Regions from separate parts of the Homo sapiens genome. Here region 2 is linked to region 1. A link is an interaction called in ENCODE POLR2A ChIA-PET data of the cell type or tissue named here. Cell type or tissue: PC-9. All regions are shown on one strand. Each heading gives the region's core, and the rest is flanking DNA. Links, peaks and the distances in the headings are about the cores only.

Region 1 (2,901 bases), core at 129-2,628:
TACTTGACTGGTTTCCAAGTTACAAGCAAATAAATACATGTAAAAGAAAAAGAAAAACAAGGTTCAGACTTACTTTAAAATCTGCTAATTGTTGGTTGATGATTTCCACTTCGGTCCCCACTACCCACTGGAGGGCCTCTGCCTCCTCTGCTGCTGTGGTCGCGTCATTGAGTCCTTTCAATTTCCTGTAGAAGTCCTCTACACGGCCTAGTGTCAGTTCCAGCTGTTCCTGACGAGCTTTCCCCCTCTCTGTCAGTTTGCCACACTGTTTGTTCAGGGCTTCTAGCTCCCTTTTGAGACCTAACAAATCCAGAGTCCCCTCTTCTTCTAGCATATGTCGACACTCTGCTTCAGAGGCCTCTATGTCTAATTTGAGGACGTGAATTTTGTTAAGGAATAGCCGGACATCCTCGATTTGGGACTGGAGGCTATCAGTGTCTCTGCCAATAGCACCCATGCCATCTAGCTCATCATCCAGGTCTGCCAATTGAGAGAACATCTCTCGGACCCGGCAGTGAAACTGGCCAATCCCCTCCAGCTTGTTTTCCATCATCACACAACCACTGTTCACTCTTTGCTTAACTTCGAGGAACTCTTGCTGGGCGACCTCAGCTTGGTGGAGAAGTTGAGAAGCATCAGATCCATCTGGGGCATCTTCTACCAGACCCTGAGTAAAGTTCCTCAGATAGTCTACCTGAGGCTCTAGGGCCTGCAGCACTTCCTGTTGAGCTCTTAGCTTCTCCAGGTTCTTGTTGCTACAGGCTTGAGAACCCAGAGCATCAAAGATCTCAAGTTGGTGTTTGGCTCCTTCAACCTTCTTTTCAATATTCTTAAAGCTTTCCTGGAACTCCCTGAGCCTCTGAGTCATTTCTTCGAGTGACCCTGTTTTGGCCTGCAGCTCTTCTGTAACAGCATCCATGTTCTGGTTGATCCCAGCCTTCTCATCCCGGATTCCATCCTCATCTGCTTCTGAAGAATTGATCAGAATGTCAGCAGCACTATTCAATATTTCCAGCAGGGAGCGGCGCTTCTCCACCTCATTCAGCATAGCCTTTGATCTTAGGAGACTGGACTCTAGCTGCACTGGATCCAGAGTGACTCGCAACTCAGACATCTTAGCTTTACAATCTTCTATCCATGGCACAAGGTCTTCCACATGCCACTGATATTTCTGAGCTTTCTGCATACAATCCTTGAGCCTGGATTGTCTGTCTGCAGTTTTTTTACTAAGCTCTTCCCAATGGTTTTTGAGCTCAACCAACTGGTTTTGTAGAGTCCTTTTCTCTTCTCCAGGAGGTACAGAAAGAAGTAGAGATTCCCCTTCAGCCACAATCACCTCATAGGAGCCACTGTGTTGATTAAGACTTTTCTGAAACTCTTCATTCTCCTGTAGCTGAGACTGTAGCCGCTCCAATTTTGCAGAAATTGGGCAGTTTTTTGCTTGCTGGCTTTGTTTATCATCCAACCAGGTCCTCAACTCATCAAACATTTGCTGGAACTGCTGGGTGCTGGCAAGAGCTGCCTGGAGTCTGTTAATGCGATCGGCTGAAATGAGAAAATAAAATTGAAATCAATAAAGCCTGAACCCTGGCATTTAAAATGTTTGCTGAGAGTATACGGTCTAATCTTGGGGGAAGGGAACTAATGTTACTTGAGGGCCTACCAAAAAGAGGCATATAATTAGGCTCCTTCATGTACACTATCTTATTTAATCCTCGTATCAACCTTGTAAGGTGATCTAAGTAACAGAAGTAAACTTTGACTTCTAGCTGGTAAACGTGAAAGTCATAAACAGTTCCAGAAAAATAAATAATAAATTAATGGCACAATTTTTCTTCTACCAAGTTATCATAAGAAGTCCAGAAGCAGCCGGGTGCAGTGGCTCATGCCTGTAATCCCAGCACTTGGGGAGGCTGAGGTGGGAGGATCAGTTGAGCCCAGGAGTTCAAGACTAGCTTGGGCAACAAAGCAAGACCTCGTCTCTACTAAAAATAAAAATAATCACTGGGTGCGGTGGCTCACGCCTGTAATCCCAGCACTTTGGGAGGCCAAGGCGGGCAGATCACGAGGTCAAGAGTTCGAGACCAGCCTGGCCAACATGGTGAAACACCGTCTCTATTAAAAATACAAAAATTAGCCAGGCATGGTGGCACGTGCTTGTAGTCCCAGCTACTTGGGAGGCTGAGGCAGGAGGATTGCTTGAACCGAGGAGGCGGAGGTTGCAGTGATCCAAGATCGTGCCACTGCACTCCAGCTGGGGCAACAGAGTGAGACTCTGTCTCAAAAAAAAAAAAGAAAAAAAAATCAGCTGGGCATGGTGGCGTGTGTCTATAGTCCCAGCTACTTGGGAGGCTGAGGTGGGAGGTTCACTTGAGCCCAGGAGATTGAGGGTGCAGTGAGCCATGATCGCACTACTGTACTCCAGCCTGGGTGACAGAGCGAGACCGTGTGTGTGTGGTATGCATAATATTAAAAAAAAAAAAAAAGTGGGTATCAATGAGAGTATATGTGGAACTCCATTTATCAGTACATCTATGGGGATGAATCTCTACTTGCTGACTGAAATTTTATTAGAGCTTTTATCTTTAGGACTATGCTATGTAAACCTTCACATTTTTAAGTGTTCACTGTGTAACAACTACAACAGTTCTCACTGCAACTAGGAGAAGGAATTGGTTTAACACCATTCTGAGTCTACAAATTACGTAAGGGAATCCTAGAATCTTGGGACTACTCCTAACCCATTCCTTCTTTCTGCTTGCCTCTAATAATGGCAGAAGTATGTTCTTCACCCCAACTTACCTGCAAGGTCTTCTAAACCTTGGAGAGGCAGGGCAACTGTCTCCAAACGCTTCTTCAGTTCATCCTTGAGGTACTGCTCACCAATGAGCACTGAGAGTT
Region 2 (2,901 bases), core at 152-2,651, 1.4 Mb after region 1:
CTAGATGCTAAGGTTATTCCGGGGTTGATTTGTTGTCTCTTGTTTCCACAAACAGCACAGTAGAGCCTCCTGCCTCCCTCCCTCCCCCACCTCTTCCAGACTGAGGCTATTTATTCCTAGTGACAAGCCTGAGGATCCCAGGGGGGGTGGCCTTAAGGACCTGGAGGGGCCTCGTGTCCCTAGCAGGCGCCAGTCCTCCCTCACGGACACAGGGAGGAAGCCAGAGGCTCAGACACCGCAGAGGTCCCCTCCCCTCTCCTCCACCACCCCTGAGGTGCCCCATCCTCTCACACTCCTCACACCCCACCCTAGAAGCCCAAAGATCATGGGGCCGAGGATTAGGGTCTCCCCCGGGCCTCAAAGGTCAAAACTATTCCTGGGCACTGCGGAAACCCAGGCAAGGCAGGACTTCTCAGTGTCAGGAGGCTGCTGGAAGTGGGGAGGTGGTTACCCCTGTTTTTGCTACTCAAAGTTGTGGAATAAAACCCTTTGGAGGTCAAGGCCCTATGGTGGGGAGGGGTCCTCTCTTCGTCCCATGTTTTCAGAGAACACCTTGGTGCCCGCTGACAGGCTCATGACAGCAGAGTCAAAACGTCCTCCTCCAGGCTGGATTAAGGCCGGGCTGAGTGTCACCCCTGGGGTAAGGTGAAGGGGTGGGGGGATCCGAGGAGGCCAGAGGACTCCCCCAGTGGACCATGGTCTGCGGGGTCTCGTGTCGCCGGCCTGAGATGGAATACAGCAGTCTCCCTCTGGCAGCTGGGGATGGGGGGTGGGAGGGGAGGAGAACAGAGGCTGCGGGGAGGGGACAGGGGCGGGGTCCCGGCCGCTTGAAGGTTGGGAGAGCCAGGTTAGGCCGGGCGGGAGGAGGGGGCCGGGCCGACTGGCGGCCGAAAGGGAGGTGGGGGCGGGGTCTGGCCCCCGCGGCGGGCTGGGGGGCCGGGGGCGGGGTCCGGGCGGGGCGGGCCCGCGCTCACTTCCTCGGGGAGGGGTTGGGGCCGCGCTCCCACTCGCCCACACGGTCCGTCTGCAGTCGGCAGCCTCGCCGGCAGCTCGCTCGGCCCCCGCTTGGCCCGGCCCGCAGGTAGGAGCCGCCGAGGGACGCGGCGCCCGGTTCCCGGCCCCGCCTGCGCCGCGCGCTCCCCGCTCCCGCCGCCCGCTTCGAGGTGAGCGCCCCGCCGACCCCGGCTCCCAGCCCTGGCGGTCCGCCCCCGCGCCCAGGCCGGGGAGCGAAGGGACCCGCGGAGGGCTGAGGCCAGCCGCGGCCCCGGTCCCCTGTACCCGCCGGGCTCTGGCCACGGGTGCCCGGGGCACGCCGAGCCCGGGACAGCGCCCGCCGGGACTGGACCCCTCCGGGCTATCGGGCGGGGCGGGGGCGGGGGCGGCAGCGAGAGTTGGGCGGGGGAGGGGGCTAAGTTTGAAATAGAAAAGCCGGAGAGAGACAGACAGACCGACCGACCAGAAGCGCTGGAGAAACTGAGGTTCTCGGAAAGCCCGGTGGAGCGAGAGACCGAGACAGGCAGGGACTCGAGGCACAGGAGGCTACCGAGACCACTGAAACAAGGACACACCGGGCGTACAGAGTTACTGGTGGACAGACCCGAGGCATGGGGGCCGTCCTAGGCTTTGTGGAGCATTTTCAGAAAAAGCATACGTGGGACCCCAGCGAACACATTCCCTAGGGCCCTTCCCCGGGCCTTGGAGGTGCCCTGAGGCTTGGGCGTCATTGGCCTCATGCTGAATCTGCTCTCTGAGGCCTGCAGAGACGCTCAGAGACTAGAGACAGAGACATTCAGGCGTGCAGAGGTGGCGAAAGAGACTTGGATGCAGAGACAGAGAAAGGGAGGTGGTGGGGATTGAGACATTCAGCCATGTAGACAAGAAGAGACCAAGACTTGAGATCCACAGAGGCATGGGCCCCCTGGGGGACAGCCAGTCAAGATACAGAGCCGTCCAAAACCTAAAGACAGAGACTGAAGTGTGCCCAGACACAGAGATGCTGAGTGAAGCAGAGACAGACACCAGAAACTGAGACTAAGTGGGGGCAGAGAGACCTAGGTGGTCTGACAGCTTCCAGGACAGCCCCTGACTTACCCGGGCCTGAACCATTGGGAGGTGAGGCTGTGGGGAAACAGAAACTCTGAGCCTACCGATCCCCCATGAGGCAGAGGCCCTGAGACAGTAAGTTCGAGATCAAGAAGAGCCCCACGCACACACACAGCCACCAAGACAGCCCCAACTTATTTTTGAACTCAAATCTTGGATGGGCTGCCTCAGCCCTGGGGGACCCAGGGTGAATGAACTGTTCCTCTCATGTCCCCAGAGCAGCTGCGGGATCTTGCTCCCCAACCCCCTTCCCTAAACTTCTCTGACTTCCAGGCCACATGGGGGAGAGCAGAGCTTGGGGTTGGTGCCCGGTAGCAGAGGGTGAGGGTTGAGGGAGTTGGATTTCTCCCCTTAAGTCTCCTGTCAGCTTCTAGAAGGTGGGGGAGGGGTCTGTTCTGATCCTGACTCACAGCTGTGGGACCTGGCCAGGGTCCTCCTGGACAGTGGGCATGTTGGGGGTGGGGGCAGAAGGATTGAATGGTTGGCATGGGGCATTGGAAAGGCTTCTGGGTGTCTTCCAATCACAGGGCTAGCAGCTGAGGAGAAGAGCCAGGCTCTGGTGCATCTCCTGTTCCCCTGCCCTTAAAAACTGACCACCCCCATGTCACCATCCGCTTCATCACCAGGGCAGCATTTTTAGGGAGAGGGAAGAGCTCTGGGCTGGGAGGCAGGGGACCTGGGTCCTGATCGGGACCTTGGGCATGAACCTGCTCTATTCCTGGCCTCCTTGTGCTCAGCTGTAAAATGGGGATGATACTCTGTCCTGCCTGCCTTTTGTGAGATCTGATGAGATTGTGG

Evidence for each region. ChIA-PET counts read pairs that join two places held together with the same protein. Peaks named below come from ENCODE experiments on the same cell type or tissue, not always from the same donor. Only the 100,000 strongest peaks of a DNase experiment are listed, where the experiment ranks them.
Region 2: POLR2A ChIA-PET joins it to region 1 with 22 read pairs; 2 of 35 experiments call an interaction of 5 or more read pairs at or near these places.

The regions. Positions count from the first base shown.
Region 1 is chr1:39,385,831-39,388,731 of GRCh38, reverse strand. It overlaps MACF1 (microtubule actin crosslinking factor 1), which reads right to left. Exons shown (of 101, transcript NM_001394062.1): 57 at 2,803-2,901; 58 at 74-1,545. Among named protein-coding and RNA genes, the nearest start is that of BMP8A, 100 kb to the left of the region's middle. RefSeq lists an enhancer at 845-1,341. In PC-9, for the core only: CTCF peaks have their summits at 786 and 992 (motif pointing right); a DNase peak (open chromatin) is centred at 1,121; H3K27ac peaks cover 1,577 bases.
Region 2 is chr1:38,003,619-38,006,519 of GRCh38, reverse strand. It overlaps FHL3 (four and a half LIM domains 3), which reads left to right and starts at 1,006. Exons shown (of 6, transcript NM_004468.5): 1 at 1,006-1,163. RefSeq lists silencers at 886-945, 976-1,335 and an enhancer at 2,188-2,901. In PC-9, for the core only: no CTCF peak of the experiment used is centred there; no DNase peak of the experiment used is centred there; H3K4me3 peaks cover 1,503 bases.